2 separate regions of the Homo sapiens genome follow, and region 1 is linked to region 2. Evidence: chromatin contacts called from ENCODE Hi-C data. All regions are on one chromosome and are shown on one strand. The core of a region is the stretch at or near the end of the contact, and the rest is flanking DNA. Distances in the headings are between cores, read along the strand shown. Region 1 overlaps RORA (RAR related orphan receptor A). Region 2 overlaps RORA (RAR related orphan receptor A).

Region 1 (5,694 bases), core at 1,727-4,226, 590 kb after region 2:
CCAGTTCTTCTTGTAATGACATCTAATCAGGCCCTGGAATCAGCTGAAACGAGAGCTTCTGTAAAAATCACTCTTCACTCGGTACTCAGCAGTTAAGTCTCTTAAATGTCAACCTGCTAGGAATTACTTTAAAAGATTTTTTTTTCCTTCATTACAAATCTCAAAGCTATTGAGTCTTTTCAACTTCCAGATGGATCCTGATATTCATATAGTCCAGAAAATGACAATGTTCTTTGTCTGCTAGGTTTGAACAATTTTGAGTTACTTAAAGAATGTGTCCACATTATTACAGACACTCAGGTTAATAATAAACATTGAGATCCTTATCCAGATATTTATAAGCCTTTAGAACTCTTTAAAGGATGCAAATAATTTGACCAGGATTTTTTTTTTTTTTTTTTTTTTTTTTTTTTTTTTTTTTTTATGAAGAAATTTCTCTACAACCAGGACTCTGGCTAAATCCATTAGCCCTACAATTTGGCTATGTGACCACCAGGTGGTGACAGTGTGCCACAATTCAGGACCAGCAAGGTTGGCATCAGGGAGCTTTCCCCACACTTATGTTGAAAACCAACCTTTCAAATTTAGATCTCACTTAATCCCCTGCCACATTTAAGGTGTTACTTTTAATACAGCATCTCAACCACCACCTCTGGGTTAGGTCCTTCATAATCTGTAGAACCGAAATCTTTTAATGTGGCATTCAGGACCCTCCAAGGTGGTCCCACCCCACCCACCACTCTCCTACACAGTCCCTGTATTACAGCCACACTTCAATGCATGTTTCCTGCACATTCACACAGATGCAAAGATGGTTCTAACATTTCTTGCTTCTGTATATTTGCTCTTGGGGATATCCCCTGATGTTCACCTACCTTTTCAGGCACCTATAAAACATCTGGAAACTTGCTCAGACAAAACTCCACCAAACAGTTGTAAAAGCCCAGAGTTCTACTAGTATTTAGGAATATGCTGAGTGTTGTTTCCTGTAGAAAACTTGTAATGTATATATATAATATATATTAAAAACATACATATATACACATATATACATACATATACATATATATGTAAATCATTACATATATACACATATATACACGCGCGTGCGTGCGTGCGTGTGTGTGTGTGTGTGTGTATGTATTTTGAGACGGAGTCTTGCTCTGTTGTCCAGGCTGGAGTGCCGTGGCGTGATCTTGGCTCACTGCAACCTCCACCTTCTGGGTTCAAGCGATTCTCTTGCCTCACCCTCCCTACTAGGTGAGACTACAGGTATGCACCACCATGCCCAACTAATTTTTGTATTTTTACAAAATTACAAAATAGTAATTTTGTAATTAGTAGAGACAGGGTTTCGCCATGTTAGCCAGGCTGTTCCCGAACTCCTGAGCTCAAGTTATCTGCCCACCTCGGCCTCCCAAAGTGCTGGGATTACAGGTGTGAGCCACTGTGCCTGGCCCTTGTATTATATATTAATCTTGATATTTTTAGGATAAATAAAAACGTGTGTCTTAATGAGCGCTAGATCACATAACCTGCCTTATCTACTTAGCTATTTCTCTTGAACATCTTTCCTTGTCATTAAATGATACATGAAGCGTTTTATGGTTCCCCTCACCAGGAGTCTGCTCAGTCTGGTGGACAGTATGCTGGGCTTGAAATCAAAACACCGAGATTCAGTCCTAGTTCTAGCAGGTGCTAGCTGTGTTTGGGCAAGTTGTTTAACCTCTCTGAGCCCAAGCTGCATGGGTGTAATGCTTACCTCCCAAAGTCTCTGACAGCCTAAATGAGATCACTCATCTGATCATTTCTAGCTTGGAACCTGCCTTGGAGTGACCTCTCAATTATTACTCATTTCTATCCACTCAGTTGATGTGATTTCTTTCTCCCTCCAAGCCACACCACTCTTTGTACCTTCCTGTGCCTCCATCCTGCTGGATCTCACCTTAAAGGAGCTTGGGAACTTGCTGTATTCCCCCTGCCAGAGCATAAGAACACTCCTGAAGGCAGGGCTGGCCTGACTCCTCTGACTGGCCCCAGGGATCCCCTAGCATATGCCAAGTCCCCTGCAGACGCCAGGCATCTGTGGAACTGAATGGGGAATCCAGCCTCCCTTCGCCTTAACCCTTGCCATTCTGGGCCTTGCACTCTTACAGCCCTGTACACAGCTTGGAAAAAAAAAAAAAAAGTCTGGCGTCTTTTAAGGCCCTGGCTTGACGTTGATGCTAAAAAATACTTTCAATCTGGAGCTTGGCTCTTTGGGGTCCCGATGATACCTCTCTGCCTGGTATCCTCTGCCTACAGCTTCTCTCTTGGTGGCCAGCTCTGCCTCCTCTTCTGCAGGTTCCTCTTCTGTGGCAGCAGAGGATAACCTTGTTAAGTGAGAGGAAGAGTGGTACCCCCTCTCTGCCTCCTCCTCACACGGGACGTAAACACCACGGCTTCAGCAGGGAGCTAGTCCATGCTGAGGCCTTCTCCAGCCTTTCTAGCCTTGATGTTTCTTTATTGTTGTCTGTGGCTTGGTTTCGTTTTTCCATTTTCATGAAAAAAAAAAAAAAAAAGCTTTCTTTTCTTGGCCCTTCTTCCAGCAGTTGATTGATTTGCATTGGATGCTGAAGCCACTTCCTGTTTTTCCTTCAAACCCCCCAGCAACTGTCTTCCTTACAAACGGCCTCAGAAAAAAAAGAAACAGCTCACATTCCTGGTACAGGGCACCTGGGAAGAAAAATTCATTGGATTTCATCAGGAAGTATGATGTTCCTTGGGCAGCATCCCAGGGTGGACCTTTCTGTTGACCCTATCAGGATGGTAAAATTGAAAAGAACCCCCAGAAGGCAGTCCTCACTCTGCAGGACACCTACTCCCAGAGGCACCGTGTCCATCATAATAGTTCTAAGCGTGTGTACTAGAATTGGATGTGGGTGTGTTTACTTCTGCACTGCCTCCTAGCTGTGTGACCCAAGGTGAGCTGCTGTGCCTTGCTGATCCCCAGTTTCCTCATTTGTCAAGTGGGTTGAGTCATAAGACTTCCTGTATTGGTTTCCTGTGGCTGCAGTGATCAATTACCATAAATGCAGTGGCTTAAATCAACACAAATCTACTAACTGTTCTGAAAGTCAGAAGTCTTCAAATCAAGGAGTTGGCAGGCTTGTATTTCTTCTGAAAGCTGTAGGGAGAAATCTGTTTTCTTGCGTTTTCTACTTTCTGCAGGCCACCTGCATTCTCTTTGCCCTTTCTTCCACTTTCAAAGCCAGCAGTGTAGCGTCTTCAAATCTTTCTCTTCCTGTTTGTGTGTCCTGTGCTTTTGTCATTAAATCTCCTTCTTTCACTCTGACTCTCCTGCCCGCCTCTTATAAGGACCTGTAATTACACTGAGCTCGCCTAGTTAATCCAGGATCATCTCCCAACTCAAGGTCCTAACTGAATCGCATGTGCAAGGTCGCTTTCCATGCAAGGTAACAGATTGCCAGGCTCTAGGGATTGGGGTATGGACTTCGCTATTTTGCCTGCCATACTTCTCTCATAAAACCATTATGAAAATATAAAAAGAGCATATATGTGTATTTTTCAGCACAATCCTGGCACATTGTAAGTGCTCCAAATATACAGCCATGATTATATCAATATACCAATACCAGCACTAGCAGTCAAAAGAGAAGTGGTTGTTAATGCTTAGTTAGGTAAAGCAGAGCCATTTGGATCAACCTTGAATGAAAGCAAATGGAAGCGTAATTGGGGCTGGATAGTGCACAGACACATCCTTTTACAGTTTCATATCCTCACTCTTCGTTTTAAAAACAAATGTTTACTGGGCACCCTCTAGATACCATACTTTCCATTCCTCACAATAGTCGTTTCTGGTAGATGTTACCGCCTTACTTTACAGGTGACGACAGTAAGACTTAGGTTACACAATTTGGTCAGATTGTTCAGCTGGTCACTAGCAAAGGCAGGATTTGAATTTGCTATTGTCTGATTTAAGCCCGCCCTCTTTCCAGGCTCCAGGACTTGGCGACATGCTGGCTCATACTCACTCTGATCATCAAAACTACACCAGACCTGCCCCACGGGCAGCTGGCACACTTGGCTTTCAGGGCAGAAATCAAGTTCTTGCTTCTCCGGTGTCCTCCACAGCCCTACACCCATCCAGGGGCACACGGTGGGTGGGCTATGCCATCCTTGTGATCTTGCTAGGAACAGGAGAGCCCAATGAGAGGCCTAAGTGCTTCTGGGGCAATGGTTCTCAGCCCTGGCATGTGTCACAATGACCTGGAGAGCCTGCTAAGCCAGACTGTTGGCCCCACCCCCAGAGTTCAGTAGGTCTGTATTTGCATTTCAAATAAGAACCCAGGTGATGCTGATTCTGCTAATCCAGGCCCACACCCTAAGAACCACCCCTCTGCAGGGATCCGGAAGTAAATTTATTAAAGGAGAATACACTGCTCAGATGTGGGGTATTAACACTCACTGGTCCCCACCCACTCCACTTCTGGACTTCTGCAGAGCTGCTAGCCCTACTTGACTAATAATTCCCAGCAGAGGGGCAGTCTCCCCATAACCTATGACACATCGCTCACTTTCCTCCACTGCTCCTGGAGGTGGCCCCCATTGGGAATCTTAGCTTTACTGGCTACATCTTTAGCAGAGAGGCCTGGGTCATCTGTCCTCCCTGTATCTTCAGCTCAGCCAAACAATAAAATGCAAGACACAAAACGTTGCCTTTGAAAATGAGGCAGCTGGGGAGAGGAACGATGCCTTTAAAAGGGCAAAGGTTCTTTGGGACACCGATCCTCAACATCTCACCCTGCAGCTCAAAGTCAAGGCTTGCCAGGGTTCAAGTTCTCAAGTGTGCTTCAGTGGTGTTATTTAGATGTGACCCTATAGGCTGAAGGGCATGCACATTAGCATATTTTGTAACAGCTGTTGATGAAGATGTTAAGTCTTGCTCAGGGGACCAGTTGCAGTGAGAAGCATTTTATGAGAACAATATATATTGTAGACATCTGAATATATTTCCATGAGAAAATAAGGATGAAGAAACAAAAAAAAATGGTATAGTGTCCTTACACAGCAGATGAATATTTAATACACTGGAGCTTATCTTTAAGAGAAAAAAATACCCTTTGCAATTTTTCATGCTTCCTACAATAGCAATCCATATACGAAATGACAAACACTATAGCCACCCATATAAATACCACGTATTTCATTATTCCTTTCTTACGGTGGCACAAAGGCCAGCTGCTACATGAAGTATCATGAAAACATAAATTAGTGGTTATAAATAGCATATTTAAAGGATGAGGCCATCTAAAATCGGTTGGCTTAACAGAGGCCAAGAACAAGTCTGAGGAATTGATAAGACAGGAGGGAAACTCAGGTAGTATATGCAGATCCCAGGACAGCAGCCCACAGATGCTCCACCAGGGGCTCTCAAAACAGAGTTCAAGGGGGATAGGTCTCAGGGCCCCGGAGGAATGATCCTACTTTCAGTTGACCCTTGCCACCTCAGGAGGGACCAATTCAGAGACTGCTTATCACCACTATTTTTAACTTCTTGGCAATATAACCAGTACAATGGGAAAATCGCCCAAAGTAAATACATACTCTCCTTTGATTCTTCTCCTGGAAAGCAGTTTTCTACTATTTTCCGTTAGAATCATTTCCAGGGTAAATCACACTTCAGAGGCAGAG
Region 2 (5,981 bases), core at 359-2,858:
ATTATTGCATCGCAGATCTGGGACAATAACCCATATCTTCATCTTCCCCCACCCTATGTAGGGGGGTTTCCACTACTCAACATTGTTTTGCTACACTGCGGACAGGGTGACTCATGTACAAAGTGAGGGTGTTGGGCTTCAGAGGTTTCTCAACCAGAATTATCTGAGTTATCTTTAAAAATGTAGCAATACTTGAGCTCTACACCTTGGGACCAGTAAAATCAGAAATCTGTAAGAGCACAGCCTGGGCTTATATATCTTTTAAAAACTCTTTAGATAGATTAATACGCAGACCAGGTTGGGAGCAGATGACCTGTGAGGTCTATTGCAAAATGTTCACCATCAGTTGGGAAAATTTTTTGATTCAGTTCCCTGATGTTGACCCATGAGGCCATAAGCATTTCTAAACCATTATACTGTTTTTACATTGGCCTAGCTGTTGTTATTATCTGCATTTATCTAGTTCATTGATATGTTTACTTAAGTATTACCTACCTCTCCCACCAGAATGTACACTCACAGAGACCAGAGACTGACATGATCACTGCTGTCCCCTCGGCCGCCAGCATCACATCTGCCACAATAATGAGATAGATACTACACCAGCATTTTCAAAAGAAAAAGGGGGCTGGTGTCGCAGTGTGGAAGCAGGCAGGTAGTCCTTCTCCACACCAGCCAGAGGAAGTCTACTTTCATCTATCCCACCAGACTAGAATCTAAGCTGCACGAAGGCAGCATTTGGTCTCCCCTGTTTGGATGTCACCTCCAGAGCCTGGACACTGGCAGATACACACCAGATGCTCAGTGCCTGAGAAAGGCCATGTGCTAAACAGGAAGCACTGATCAGCTTCCAGGGCACTGAAACCTTTACTTTGTCGCTGAATAAAGCAACCTTGAAAAGACATCACTGTTTCCACTGAGTTGGCCTTGACTTCTGCAGTAAGACTCTTAGCCTGCTCCTGCTAAGTGGTCACAGTATTGGCAAGACCCAGCCCAGGCACACAGTGAAGGCTAAAATACATTGTGTCTATGTCACATGCAGAGGCTGGGGCTTCTGGACAAGGCTTTATGACGAAAAGGAGTACAGTATTTGAAAAGTCTCACAGCAGCCTCCAGCACCAAAACAGCCTCAGGGTTCTCTCCTGTTTGGGCCACTTGGGGTAAGAGATTTGAGGGAACAGTCTGCCCACTTGCTTCTGCATGCTGGTTGATAGCAAGGCCAAAGTTAACAGAAAAATATTTCAAGTGTGTTAATAACAATGCCAGAAATTGCTCACATCTGGCACCTCTTCCATGCTGAAGGGAGTGAACTAAAGAGAAGTGAATGGTTACCTTAATATAATTTACCTTTCTGAGATTCCCTTTCCTCGTGAGTAAGAGGAAAGGGTTAGCCCCGAGCAGTGGTTCCCAAACCTGTCTTATCCTCACAAGAGGATCTTTTACAAAAGAAGATTCCTTGGCCTCCCCTCCTAGGCTTTTGGAAGCAGGATCTGTGCAGGTGTTGCTGGAGAAAGGCATTTATTTTTTAAATGCTTCCCAGATGACTGTGAAGATCAATGACATTTGGGAACCACTAGAGGACTGGAGGACTCTGCGGTCCACCTGGCTCTGACAGGCTAGAACAGAGAGCTTCACAAAGTGAGGCCTAAGGACCAGTTGCATCAGAAACATCTGAGATGCTGTGTAAATACATGCCTTCGTGGGCCTCACCCCAGACTGACAGAATCAAACTCTGTGTGAGACCCAGGGATCCGCCTTCTTAAGACTCTCTGGAGTATGGGTTCTACTCTACAGTTTCAGAACCACTGTTTCAGGCAGGATTTTAGAGCTAACTTATGGCTTATGTGGAAGCAAATCATGTTCATCCATAAGTATAGGGTTTGACTTTATCCAGTTACATTAACATTTCATTGCATTGTTTGGCATGTCACAGAAATCTCCTTTGTTTTAAATGGCATGTAGCTTATAGCAAATGCAAATGTGTAAGTCCAACAGCCATAAAGCAGCCTTCTCTGACTAAGTGTGGCTGCCAACTTCTCAGTGCATTTTTTAAATGCTGATTCATGGCTTAAGACACTTGATTGGGAGGAAGGTGTCTCAGCTCCTATTATAAAAGCACAAAGGTGGTACCTGAATTACCTAGCACACAATAGGCACTTAAGTATTTGCTGAAACAAATTTATTTACTTATTTTCACCCACTGTTCTACAGAAGATTTGAAGTGAGATGAACAAATAAAAAGAAGGAGAAAAAAAACCTTTCCAACAACCGAAAAATGAAAATAACATTCTGTGAAAAAGAGAATACTTCTCATGTGGTGAAAAAAAATCACACTTCTGGGTGGCGCAGTTTGTAAAACGGTTGGCTTCAATAACTGATCTGAAACTTAACCACAAGTCTTCACTTCTGAACCACTGCCTTATTTCTATGATAGAAAGGTTTAAACAGCAGTTTTTCCTTGCTTTTTATTTTTTTTCTTCTTTTTCATGAAACGCTGCAATTTCATCTTTCTAATAGGAACACGTAAGCACTATTATCCTTTACAAGCCTGGTGATTATTTGTCATTATTATTACCCTGGTTATTCTAGCTCAGATCAGCTTTGACTTCTTCAGCAATGCAAAATTCATATAAACGTGCATTCTTATACCTCTGTGTAGCACCAGGAACAAATAACATTTAAGCAAATAGGAAGATCTATATTCATTCCTCAGATTCCGACACAGAAATCAGATTGTTTTACCATTGTTTCACACTTGTTATAACACCAAAATCCAAATCCACAATCCACTTGTATTATCTATTTATCCTAAAAAATATGCAAATGAATGCTTGTCGCTACCTCATGCAGAGTTTCTGACATATCCTCTATCTTATTTTTTAGGCAAACTGTATATACTTAAGTGAACCAAATGATCTAACCATAAATCTTCAGAAACCAAGGGGTTAATAGTTTTTTTCATCCATGTTTAAAATTGTTTTATTACCCCCCAAAAGCTACTGTAGTTTACTTTTTTACTAAATGTTTATCATTTTTGAAAAAGAAAAGCTCTAGATTTAAAAAGGGGAAACGCTGAATTTAGCTCATCAAATGACGACCTCTTTTTAAAAGATATTCAAGGGTTGGGAATTAGAATGGAGTTTGAAACTTAAAAAAATACGAGGATTACTAAAAATGTCATAACAATTGTTGACTCACAAACCAAATTTCACTTAAATTTAATATTGAGCCAAACAGCAAATAAATCAGCTTTAAGTTAAAAATTTTTTTTCCTTTACTTCCTGCCAAGCAAACTTTTAAAATTCAGTATCCCTTCCACAGTTACATTTCTGATAACCATGAAGAACAACGAGTTAAACTTTTGAATCTGGAATAGAAATGTCTCATTCCAATTAAGAAAATAACTACAACCTTTGACCTTCCCACTAGCCTGATGGGAAATTCACTGGCACCATTATGGGTTTAGCCGTCCATGTGCAAGTAACCACTAGAGGGCAGCCTTATCTCATATCTGACATGCGGCAGAAAAATACCTGAAATGCTTCTAATGTTCCTTTAATTATTTTTGTAGTATCTTTGATTTTCCTGGATACTTAATAATCAACTTCAAATGGAACTAAAAGTATTCCTAAACAGTTCAAAAGTCCACTTTCACAAACAATGATATCACAAAGACTGGTGGTGAGAGGTGCTAGAGATACAGCTAGCTGATGTTATCTTTAAAATTTTAAAACAAAAGTTTTTCATCTTTAAGTCATGGCTGCCTCTTTACTATGTGCTGGGTTAAGTGCCAAGTCAATTATATCACAACTGGCACTTGGGGTCCATCTTTGGCATTAAAATTTCAAGTGGTTCTAGGCAAACTGAAGTGTGTTTGAGGAAGAAACTGACCAAGATTGTGGGAAGGCAGAACCACACTTACAGCAAAAAGGACTGGAGAGGGACAGCAGATATTACGTATTAGAGGGGTGTGTGTGTGTGTGTGCGTGTGCATGTGTGTGTTACAGTACTAGTCTTCAAATGACTTACAGTCTTTCATTTGAAAGATGGATTAAATGTGTTCTGCACAGCCCCAAAGGAAAGGATCAGAATTAAGGGATTAAAAGTACAAAGGAGAGAGTTATGCTTGATATAAAAAGACTTTTCTAATTCAAGATGGAGTAACCTACCTTTAAAGATAGTGAGTTCCCCATCGTTGGAGGTGTTCCAGCATAACCAGATAACTACTTGGCAGAAATATTGTGGGCAGGGTCCAAATCCCAGTGAGACATTCATCTGAGTGACTTTAAAGGTTTCGTCTGAGACTGAAATAATCCTTATTTGCTTTCAGACAAACACACCTTAATCCAGCAGTCATTAAGGCCATTCCCCACTAAGTGAGAAATGAGATTTTTCAGATCTACTTGAAAACTTTTAGACTTCACGTGATTTTCTAAAAGACAAACGATTTCTCAAGAATAGATCTACAATCATGCCCCTAAGCTGTCATGAAAACAAACACGACAGCACTCACAAGCACGAGAATTCGTAAGCTTTATACTACACAAAGTCATATTAAAATTAGAAGATGCATTTGTGAATGTTCCCTTTGCCTAAGGATAAGTGGAACATATAGATATATCTCTCAATTCTATCATAATGGCGATTGGTTACACAGGTTAGCTGTACTTCATGGTATTCTGTATTCTTGGGGAAAATAATGCTTATATTTCACTCATATCCTCTTAAAACAAGCAGACTTAATGAAAATCATGGTTGAAGAGAGCTAATGATAAGCAAATAAGAATAACCCCATTTGTACCAAACTGATTTTATTAAATAGTAATTTAAAGATATTAGGCTCAGCAAAGCATTACATAATTGGATCTATTTTTTTCCCATATAAATGCCAGAGTTATAATTTCCACTAACTAGAGACAAAGTTATATCCAGGACGTTTTTCACAGCTTCCTCCAGGGGAGGCATGAAGATAGAAATTAGGGTTGTAGTTCTTGTTTCACGTTATCAGATGGAAAAGCTAGGCTATAACGCAACCTCTGTGAGCCTCAGTTTCTTCATCAGTCACTGATGGGACTATCAGTGACTCTCTATGGAGGATTAAATGATGTAAGAGTGTTTGTAAACCATAAAGCACAAAATAAATATAGATTAGCATCATCTCCCTATTTGTTTATGAAATGCCTAGTAAACTTCAGAAGCAGTAACATTTTAAAAAATGAAATAACTGGAAAACCTAGGGAATAATCTTGACATTATTTTTTATACCCACAGGAGCAAAGATTTTTAAAGTTATCGTATTATCTCCTGAAAATATGATGAGGGCTAACAAATTTCATTCCAAAAAGAAAATCCAGAAACAAAAGATTTCAGCTGCTTCCTTGCATTTTGCCCATTGGATAGTATATGCTATTATCCATCTATTTAGACCTCCTATCTCTTGACAATTAACAGAAAAATCATGTTCTATCATGTCACACAAAATACTGACGGATAGAAAAAGCTCTGACTACGACTCTCTCAGTTCATGAATCAAAAGGTTGGGATGGAAGGGAGTTATCTTCAGTAGAATAGCTAGATGGGGGAGACAGAACTTGTAAATCATTCCTCAGAGGGTCTGTATGTGGTCTTTGAGATACTATCAAATGTCAATTCACACCTGACTTGTCACTGGTGGATGGCTCCAAAAAAACTGTTTTTTAAGTAGAGAAACATAAAAGTGGTGTAGCTGCTGACTCTGAGTGTCTAATTATGGCTTTAAAATTATTAAATATGAAATACATAAAGGCAGCCTTGATTTCTTACTAATAAGTGCTGTAAATAGTAAAAATGAATGCAGAAAACATTTCCATGACAGAGTATTCTTAGGAAATTTGTTCCACATAAGGGGTTTTGTTGATCCCTATAATAATTTAAGAGATTTTTAAGAAAACTGAACCCTACATCTACCTCTGCAAATCTATTCATCCATCCATCCATCCATC

The links. Hi-C counts contacts between places; a loop is a spot of excess contacts on that map. Pooled maps may share reads with other maps.
Region 1: a loop to region 2 is called in a map of endothelial cell of umbilical vein, with 4 times the contacts of the local background. The contact joins two enhancer-like sites. A Hi-C loop is called at or near these places in 3 of 168 maps with a recorded cell type or tissue (Caco-2, endothelial cell of umbilical vein and naive thymus-derived CD4-positive, alpha-beta T cell), 7 of 37 single-sample maps with no recorded cell type and 10 of 50 pooled maps.

Annotation. Positions count from the first base shown.
Region 1 is chr15:61,167,100-61,172,793 of GRCh38, forward strand. All of the region lies in intron 1 of RORA (RAR related orphan receptor A), which reads right to left. Among named protein-coding and RNA genes, the nearest start is that of RORA, 59 kb to the right of the region's middle. Within about 2 kb of position 2,977, at least 3 of the 41 ENCODE cell types and tissues checked have a DNase peak (open chromatin) inside an H3K27ac peak, as active enhancers do.
Region 2 is chr15:60,582,488-60,588,468 of GRCh38, forward strand. The region is part of intron 2 of RORA (RAR related orphan receptor A); the gene reads right to left. All of the region lies in intron 3 of RORA-AS1 (RORA antisense RNA 1), which reads left to right. Among named protein-coding and RNA genes, the nearest start is that of RORA-AS2, 96 kb to the right of the region's middle. RefSeq lists an enhancer at 2,552-2,601. Within about 2 kb of position 1,609, at least 5 of the 41 ENCODE cell types and tissues checked have a DNase peak (open chromatin) inside an H3K27ac peak, as active enhancers do.